2 separate regions of the Mus musculus genome follow, and region 1 is linked to region 2. The links are chromatin contacts, found by Hi-C or POLR2A ChIA-PET in ENCODE. All regions are on one chromosome and are shown on one strand. Each heading gives the region's core, a stretch centred on a gene start or an enhancer-like site at or near the end of the contact. The rest is flanking DNA. Distances are from core to core; before and after follow the strand shown. Region 1 overlaps Gm32838 (a long non-coding RNA gene). Region 2 holds the start of Bhlhe41 (basic helix-loop-helix family, member e41).

The links. A loop is a pair of places that touch in the nucleus more often than their neighbours do. ChIA-PET counts read pairs that join two places held with the same protein, here RNA polymerase II (POLR2A).
Region 1: a map of left cerebral cortex shows a loop between it and region 2 (4-fold over the local background). The contact joins the enhancer-like site here to the promoter of Bhlhe41 in region 2. A Hi-C loop is called at or near these places in 1 of 37 maps with a recorded cell type or tissue (left cerebral cortex). POLR2A ChIA-PET finds 5 or more read pairs at or near these places in 1 of 5 experiments (Patski).

The regions. Positions count from the first base shown.
Region 1 is chr6:145,997,231-146,000,411 of GRCm38, forward strand. The region is part of intron 2 of Gm32838 (a long non-coding RNA gene); the gene reads left to right. It overlaps Gm32914 (a long non-coding RNA gene), which reads right to left. Exons shown (of 4, transcript XR_869600.1): 4 at 2,306-3,181. Among named protein-coding and RNA genes, the nearest start is that of Gm32914, 15 kb to the right of the region's middle. Within about 2 kb of position 1,526, at least 1 of the 3 ENCODE cell types and tissues checked has a DNase peak (open chromatin) inside an H3K27ac peak, as active enhancers do.
Region 2 is chr6:145,863,265-145,866,717 of GRCm38, forward strand. Bhlhe41 (basic helix-loop-helix family, member e41) reads right to left here and starts at 2,156. Exons shown (of 5, transcript NM_024469.2): 1 at 1,942-2,156; 2 at 1,733-1,796; 3 at 1,312-1,419; 4 at 867-978; 5 at 1-474. The coding sequence starts at 2,003.

The DNA of each region.
Region 1 (3,181 bases), core at 276-2,775, 130 kb after region 2:
CCCTTCCCCTAGGAAAAACGACACGGGAGCTGGCCAAGACCTCTCTGGGTGATGAGCCTAAGGGATGGTTTTGTGTAGGGCCCCTATGCTTGCACACTGGGGATCAGACCTCTACCTTCACCCATGAGGCTTGCTTGCAGCAATTAAGATCTGGCCATAGATTAATCAACATCCTGGCCTTTTGATGCACCTGCCACAAGCAAAACACAATCTCCCCAGGTGTGGCTTGGCATGATAGAGAGGTAGTCAGTGATAAGACTCCCTGGGCATGTCACCAACCTAAGACAGGGATCAAACCAATGCTGTTTGTCACCCAAGGACGGGTAAGGGGCATGGCTGCGGGGGGCTATCTACAGACATTCTCTCTGCCAAAAAAGAAAAAAGGGGGAATTGTGGGGAGCGGGTGTGGCGGCAGTCCCAAAGGCGCCAGGGACTGCAGCTAAGTCATATGACTTGCACCTGACTTCCTCATATAAGACACAAACATCTTGAGTGCTGGGCAGGTGTACCAGGATACAGGTGAATCCAGTCTGATGGAGATTTGCCCCTGCTGCCCTGATTAGCTGAAGCTGCGTGACCCTGGTGAGGTGGCGTGGCCTGCTGGTGCGTGGATGGGAACTGAGAGTATAAAAGAGTGAGAGGCCCAGGGTTCGGGGGAGATATAAACAGGGGAGATATAAACAGGGGAGATATAAACAGGGGAGATATATGGAGAAAGAAGAAACAGGACTGAATAAACGTGTGCAGAAGGATCCTGTAGCAGCGTCGTTCTTCCTGGCCTGTTGAGTGCGCGCAACAATCCTGCAGTTCAGCTGAAGTGTACACTGAGGTCCAGTGAAACAGGGTTTTGCTGGGGAACCAGAACTGGCACCTGACCTTAGCTAACCTTCAGTCTGGGCAGACTTCCCCTGTGGGCATGCATTTCCATGTAAGGGTCTTGCAAGCCTCACCATCTCTGCATTAAATAGGTCCTGGAAGTGGACATATATCGGGGTATGTTTGGCTTCCCATAACTCCTTAAAAGCAATTCCCTGGCAGTGTCAGTAGGGAAGCCAGGATTGGGGTGGGGGTGGGGGAGTCTAGACAGGATCCCTAGGTTTTTTTCAAGAGCCATTTAGTCACTTTCCTCCAGAATCAGATCAAACTAGTCTCCTTTGCCCTGGGCCTTGCAAGTCAGCTCTGATGTCCGGGATCCCTCTTCTGAGATTTTTACGTAAGCACAGCTCTTGCAATTCCTTGCCCAGAGACGGTGTTCCTGGGTGGTCCTTCTTGGGTGGGTCTCTGGGCATAGAAACCCCAAGCCACATTTCCTCCTGAGCTTTGCAGAGCCAGGCAAATCCTGCCTCGTGAAGCTCAGCTCCAGCTCATTTGGGAGATTAAGATCAGAGACGACGTGGAAGGGCCATGTTTTAACAAGGGAGAAAGCACAAGCTATTCAGAAGTTAGGCCTACTGTGCAGGACACTCCCGACACACACCACACCCTGGCTCTGGGAGCCTCTCCCATAAAGATGGTATCACGGGGTGAGGAAAGAGTCACACCACTCCCAGCAGGCCCCACATCAGAAGAGCTTCACTTTCAATTACCAGCAGCAGCTGTGGAAGCCACTTATGTAACGGGCTCCGGGCTCCGAGCCTCCTCCCTGGGAGGTGGGGAACCATTTGGTCTGTGCTAAGTAATGAGTCACGGTCAGAGTGAGGGAGCAGAAAGAATGGATTTCTCCCTTGTATTGCTTCATCCAAACCTGGAGTAAAACATGGAAAGCTAGTCGGGGAGGCACTACCTTGGGGTCTGAAATGCAGGTTCCCTGGGGCTTCCCAAGGGCTGACTAGGGAGGCTTTCTGGTGGGAAGCCCAGCTGTGCACTTAATGAGGACACGGTTTGAACTGTGGCTGACCTACTAAGGGATCCTTAGAGCCTCAGGGCTTTACCAGGCCCCGCCAAGGTCCAGGAGAGTGGAGATGAAGGAAAAGTCTTCGGAATGAGAGAGAATTTTTGCTGAATATCATTCAACCCTAAACTGGTGAAGTGCATCCTAGGGTGGGTCGGGAAAGGGACCTGTTAATACCAACTAAGAGGTCAGAAGGTTTGCTTTATCAAAGGGTGGGGAGATATCTTATGTTTGTGTTGTGAGGTAAAAATAAAAACAGAATTCAATCCCTGAAGTTTGTCTCCTAAGGGAGTCCACAGTCTGTCCGGTTGATGTTAGTAACCATCATGGCGGGGAGGGAGAACTGGCTCTGAAAATTGCTCCTTGTGTTCACTGAGGCACACGCACCCTACAAAACACACAGGAAAGTACATATCATTTTGAAAATTTATAAATTTATATCAGCAAATGCTTTCTTGTGACAGCCCTCTCCCCACACCATCACGCTTTTCCATGTGTCGTCATGAAGCCAGCATCTTCCCAGTCTCTCTTCTGTAAGCCCCTGAAAATCTGGAAGGGCATGTGGGGCCTCTTATGAAGCTGGTCAGATGTGTTTGATGTTGCGGCAGGTCGGTGTGTTCAGGGTGACTTGCCTGATGAACCTTGTGGTAGTTAATATTATCAAAGGGGGAAGCTGTAAAATCACATAGGAGACAAACTTCTGGGCATGCTATGAGGAAATTTCCAGACAGGATTCATTGACAGGAAAGATCTACCCCAACCGAACAGAACCATCCCATGGGCTGGGGCCCAGACTGAATAACAAGGAGAAAGCAAGCCGAGCACTAGCTTCCATCTCTCTGTGATTCCTGACTGCAGACGCCCGGAGAGCGGCTGCCTCCAGCTCCTACAGCCATGGACGCTATCTTCAAACCGTGATTCAAAGCAATTCCTTCCCCCTTTAAGGTGCCTTTGTCAAGCGCTCCGTTCCAGCAATGAGTAAAGAAACTAAGTAGTCAGAAATGTTTTATTCAGTGTACACACTTTCTGATAGCTGAGCCCTCCCTCCTGGGATCAGCATAACCAGAGGTCAAGGAAGGCCCAGGTGCCTGGAGAGGGTTCCTCATCCGCTACTTATACTGACTCTGATCCTGGAGTGCAGTTAGCATTTTGTGTGGGTCCTTGTCTGTGACATGGGACACCGAGAGCCCCTCCCACACAGGGTGGTTTTGAAGACCAAGGTGAAACTTGTGAAGTATTTAGGATTGGGGGCACTTTTAAACTGTCCCCACCCACCATCTTTACCGTCAG
Region 2 (3,453 bases), core at 906-3,405:
CGAGCGAGCCGAGCAGCGCGGGCTCCGGGCCCAGGAGCGCGCCGCGCGCCTCCAGCTTCGGCCTCTTGGGCGCAGGCGACGAGTCCCCGGGTGGCTCCTGCTTGACGGCCGCGCGGCCCTGCTCCGCCTCGCCTCCGTAGCCGCTGTCGGTGTCCGTGTCGTGTTCCGGCTCCGTGCCGGGCTGAGTCCGCTGGATGACCGGCACGCAGCGGGCGACGCGCTCGGGACCCGAGGCGGCCGCAGCCCCCGCGCTGCAGGGCGCGCGCCCAGAGCCCCTGCCGGAGGGCACCTGTGGCGTCAGGAGCTGGGTGGCCACGGCATGCAGGTGGCTGACGAGCTGTGCGCAGCGCGGCTCCCTGGGTGTCCAGCTCTCAAAGCGCGCGAGGTATTGCAAGACTTCTTTGGCGCAGGTTTGAAACCCCGAGTGGAACGCATCCAAGTCGGCCTGGACCGGCGATTTCAGAGAGCGCTCCCCTAGGGTGCACGGGGGAGGGAGGCGAGAAGAAAAACCGCGGCGTTAAGACATCTGCTCATCACGTGGGCCCTGCGCTGCCTACAGTGAGCTCGGCTTTTCCTGGGCATTCCAGCGATATAATCCGCAGACTGCCGAGAGAGGAGGGGGTGGCGCGGTGAGGCGCTCTCTTCCTGGCTGAAAAACCCAACTGAAGAGGTGCAGCCGCCACTTTAAATAAAAACGGGGCTCCTCCAGCTCTGCGGGAAGCCTTTGGGATGCTCTGGGTACTTGCCACCAAAGGGAAAGAGGCGACGTTCACCAGGAGAGGACGCAGCGGGGGAGTCCTAGCGTTGCGCCCCCAGCGTTACCCCCTTTTGTATCAGGGCAGGCTGGCTTCCTCAGACCCACTTACCATTCTGTAAAGCAATTATCTTCTGATGCTGCTGCTCAGTTAAGGCTGTTAGCGCTTTCAAGTGCTTTAAAGTTAATTCCAAGACTACTGCTTTCTCCAAATGCCCCAGTGTCTGCAGTGGTGCGACAAAGGGGGACAGGGGTTACTTTAAAACACGCATTTTTATTTCCACGCAGCCCAGCAACTTAAGACAGGCACACACACACACACACACACACACACACACCACTGGGAAGGAAGCGCTGCTCAGCTCCCCACAGTCAGGTCGTCAATGATCTCTGCCATTAGCCCGGAGCCCCTGTTCTGAGTCTCTGGGAAACTCTTAGTTACAGCACAAGTTAGAAGGCAGGCCTCTTAATATTTACATTTATTATCCTATCTCTGGGAATTTTATCAGGTAAATACACCCCGGAGTCCATCAGGAGAATGAAAATGTGCATCTTACTGTCAATTTCAGATGTTCGGGCAGTAAATCTTTCAGCTGAGCAATGCATTCATTAATTCGGTCTCGTCTCTTCTTTTCTATTAATCTGTGCGGTAACTTGTAGGTATCCTTCATACACGAGCCAGAGAAAAGATACAGCAGTGAGCTAAACATTCATTCACTTACTGGATAGAACCCTCCCACCCCAACCCCCAAACACACTATGTAATGAACTAATGCCCAGAACTCTCTCCTCTAGACTTCTAAAATGCAATTTAAATTCAGGTGCGGTGTTGAATATCCCCCGGAGTATCCAGCAAGCCACTTAAAATTCACAGTTAGGAAAGCTCAGGGCTGGAATATATTTGCGGGCAGAGTTTCCTTGCGAAATCAATGGCCCTAATTAACTATCCAGGCAGGTTATGGGAAACTTAAGACTTACCTTGGTATCGTCTCGCTTCAAGCTCCTTTTGGGTTTACACATATACAAAGAGGAATAGTCCAGTCTGCAAAAACAGAAATCAGCATCAGGCCCCCATTCCGGGAGGGGCTCTGCCCTCACCCGCTCCATATCACTTTGTGCAGGGGATTAAAAAAAAAAAAGCCAAACCGACGCCTAGACAGATATTCGCAACGGTGCGTACACCTTACCCTATAAAATCCCTATGTTCCAGTAACTGTCTCTCTTGCAAATGAGGGATTCCTTCGTCCATGTTCAATGGCTGTCCGTTTCGATTTGGAGGTTTCTGTCCTGTAATCTGTGGGACGGTCGCCTGGAGAGATTTTGGGGGGATGTGTGCGTCTCCAGGCTGTCTCGCTCTCCCTCTTCAGTGCAGTATTGAAAGTGTGAAGCAGTTGGCCGCCCCTCCGCCCCGTGCTCGCTCGCTCGCCCTCTCGCACACCCGCGCGCGCACACCCGCGCGCACACACGCACTGCGCTGGTAGTTTGCTCTCACTCCGGGCAGTGTTTGGCCACAGGGCACGCGCGTCGCCGGCCAGACCAGCACCCAGCTCACGTGCGGAACGTACCATCCGCGGTCCAGCCCGGAGGGGGGCGGGGAGGAGGGGCCGGGAGGGGGCGGGGACACCTGATTGGGGCCACCTGGAAGGAGCGGCCACCCGGCGAGCCGTTCGTCTTCCCCGAGGCGCTGCAGGGCGCGGGGGCGGGGCGGGACGAGGGGCTCCCCCGGCTCGTCCAGCATCTCGGTGCAGAACCGAGGACGTGGCCTTTGGCTTTCCCACCAATTGCTGTTGGTTTGGGCCAGAGAAAGAACGCGAATTCGTGGTGGCTAAACTTGAGCGGGGAAGGAAAATTCGGAGATTTTGCTCATTGTTTACTGGCCAGGGGTGAAAGAAGGGTCGGGTAGAAAGACACCCTTTAGGTCAGGCTGGAGACCTACCCTGAAAAGGGGGTGACTTGCAATTTGCTTCCCGGATTTAAGATCAGTGAAAATGTAGACACTGATTCAGAATGTCGCATACCAAGTGGTTCTGGCAACAGTGTCCCCGGGCCACCTAAACTTCCCGCAGCAGCCGGAATTGCGGTGACACTAATCACACAGAGGCAGATGACGTTTGGGGCCTCGGGTGCTCCCGGGGGAGAGCAGGGAGGGGGAAGGGTGGCACAGGGCAGGAGGCACGCAAGGACTGTTGCGGGAAAGCCACGCAGTCCGGGTCCTGCCCGCCCCAGCCTGCGAGACACTGTGCTGCCTCCCGTCTCCCTCGTGCGATAAGCCACGCCGAGAGTGTGGCGAGCCCACGTTTACTACTGGCACCTCCGCGGCCTCCCTCCTTAATCCTGTCTCCAGCGGGTACCAGCACAGGGCCGGCAACGTGATGCGACCTGCGGCGGCTGCCACATCAGCGCGCAGGGATGCCGTGCGCGCGCCCCGTGTCCTCGGGAGCTCGGTCCACACAGCTGGGGACAGCCGTCCCCAGGTGCTCAGTGTCCCCACAACTCAAGCTAAATAAGAATCTGAATTCCATCCCCGTGGGCAGGGAGACCCCAGGTTGCTCCTACACTAATTTCTCAGAATTGACAATCACGTTCACTCTCGGACATTCGCTATCGCCAGCGGCACGAGAACCGAGAAGGAACCTGGGCCCCAAATGCACGCGCACTGGAGCGCAGCAGGGCCAGGGCAGCGGCGCTTGGGTTCCGGG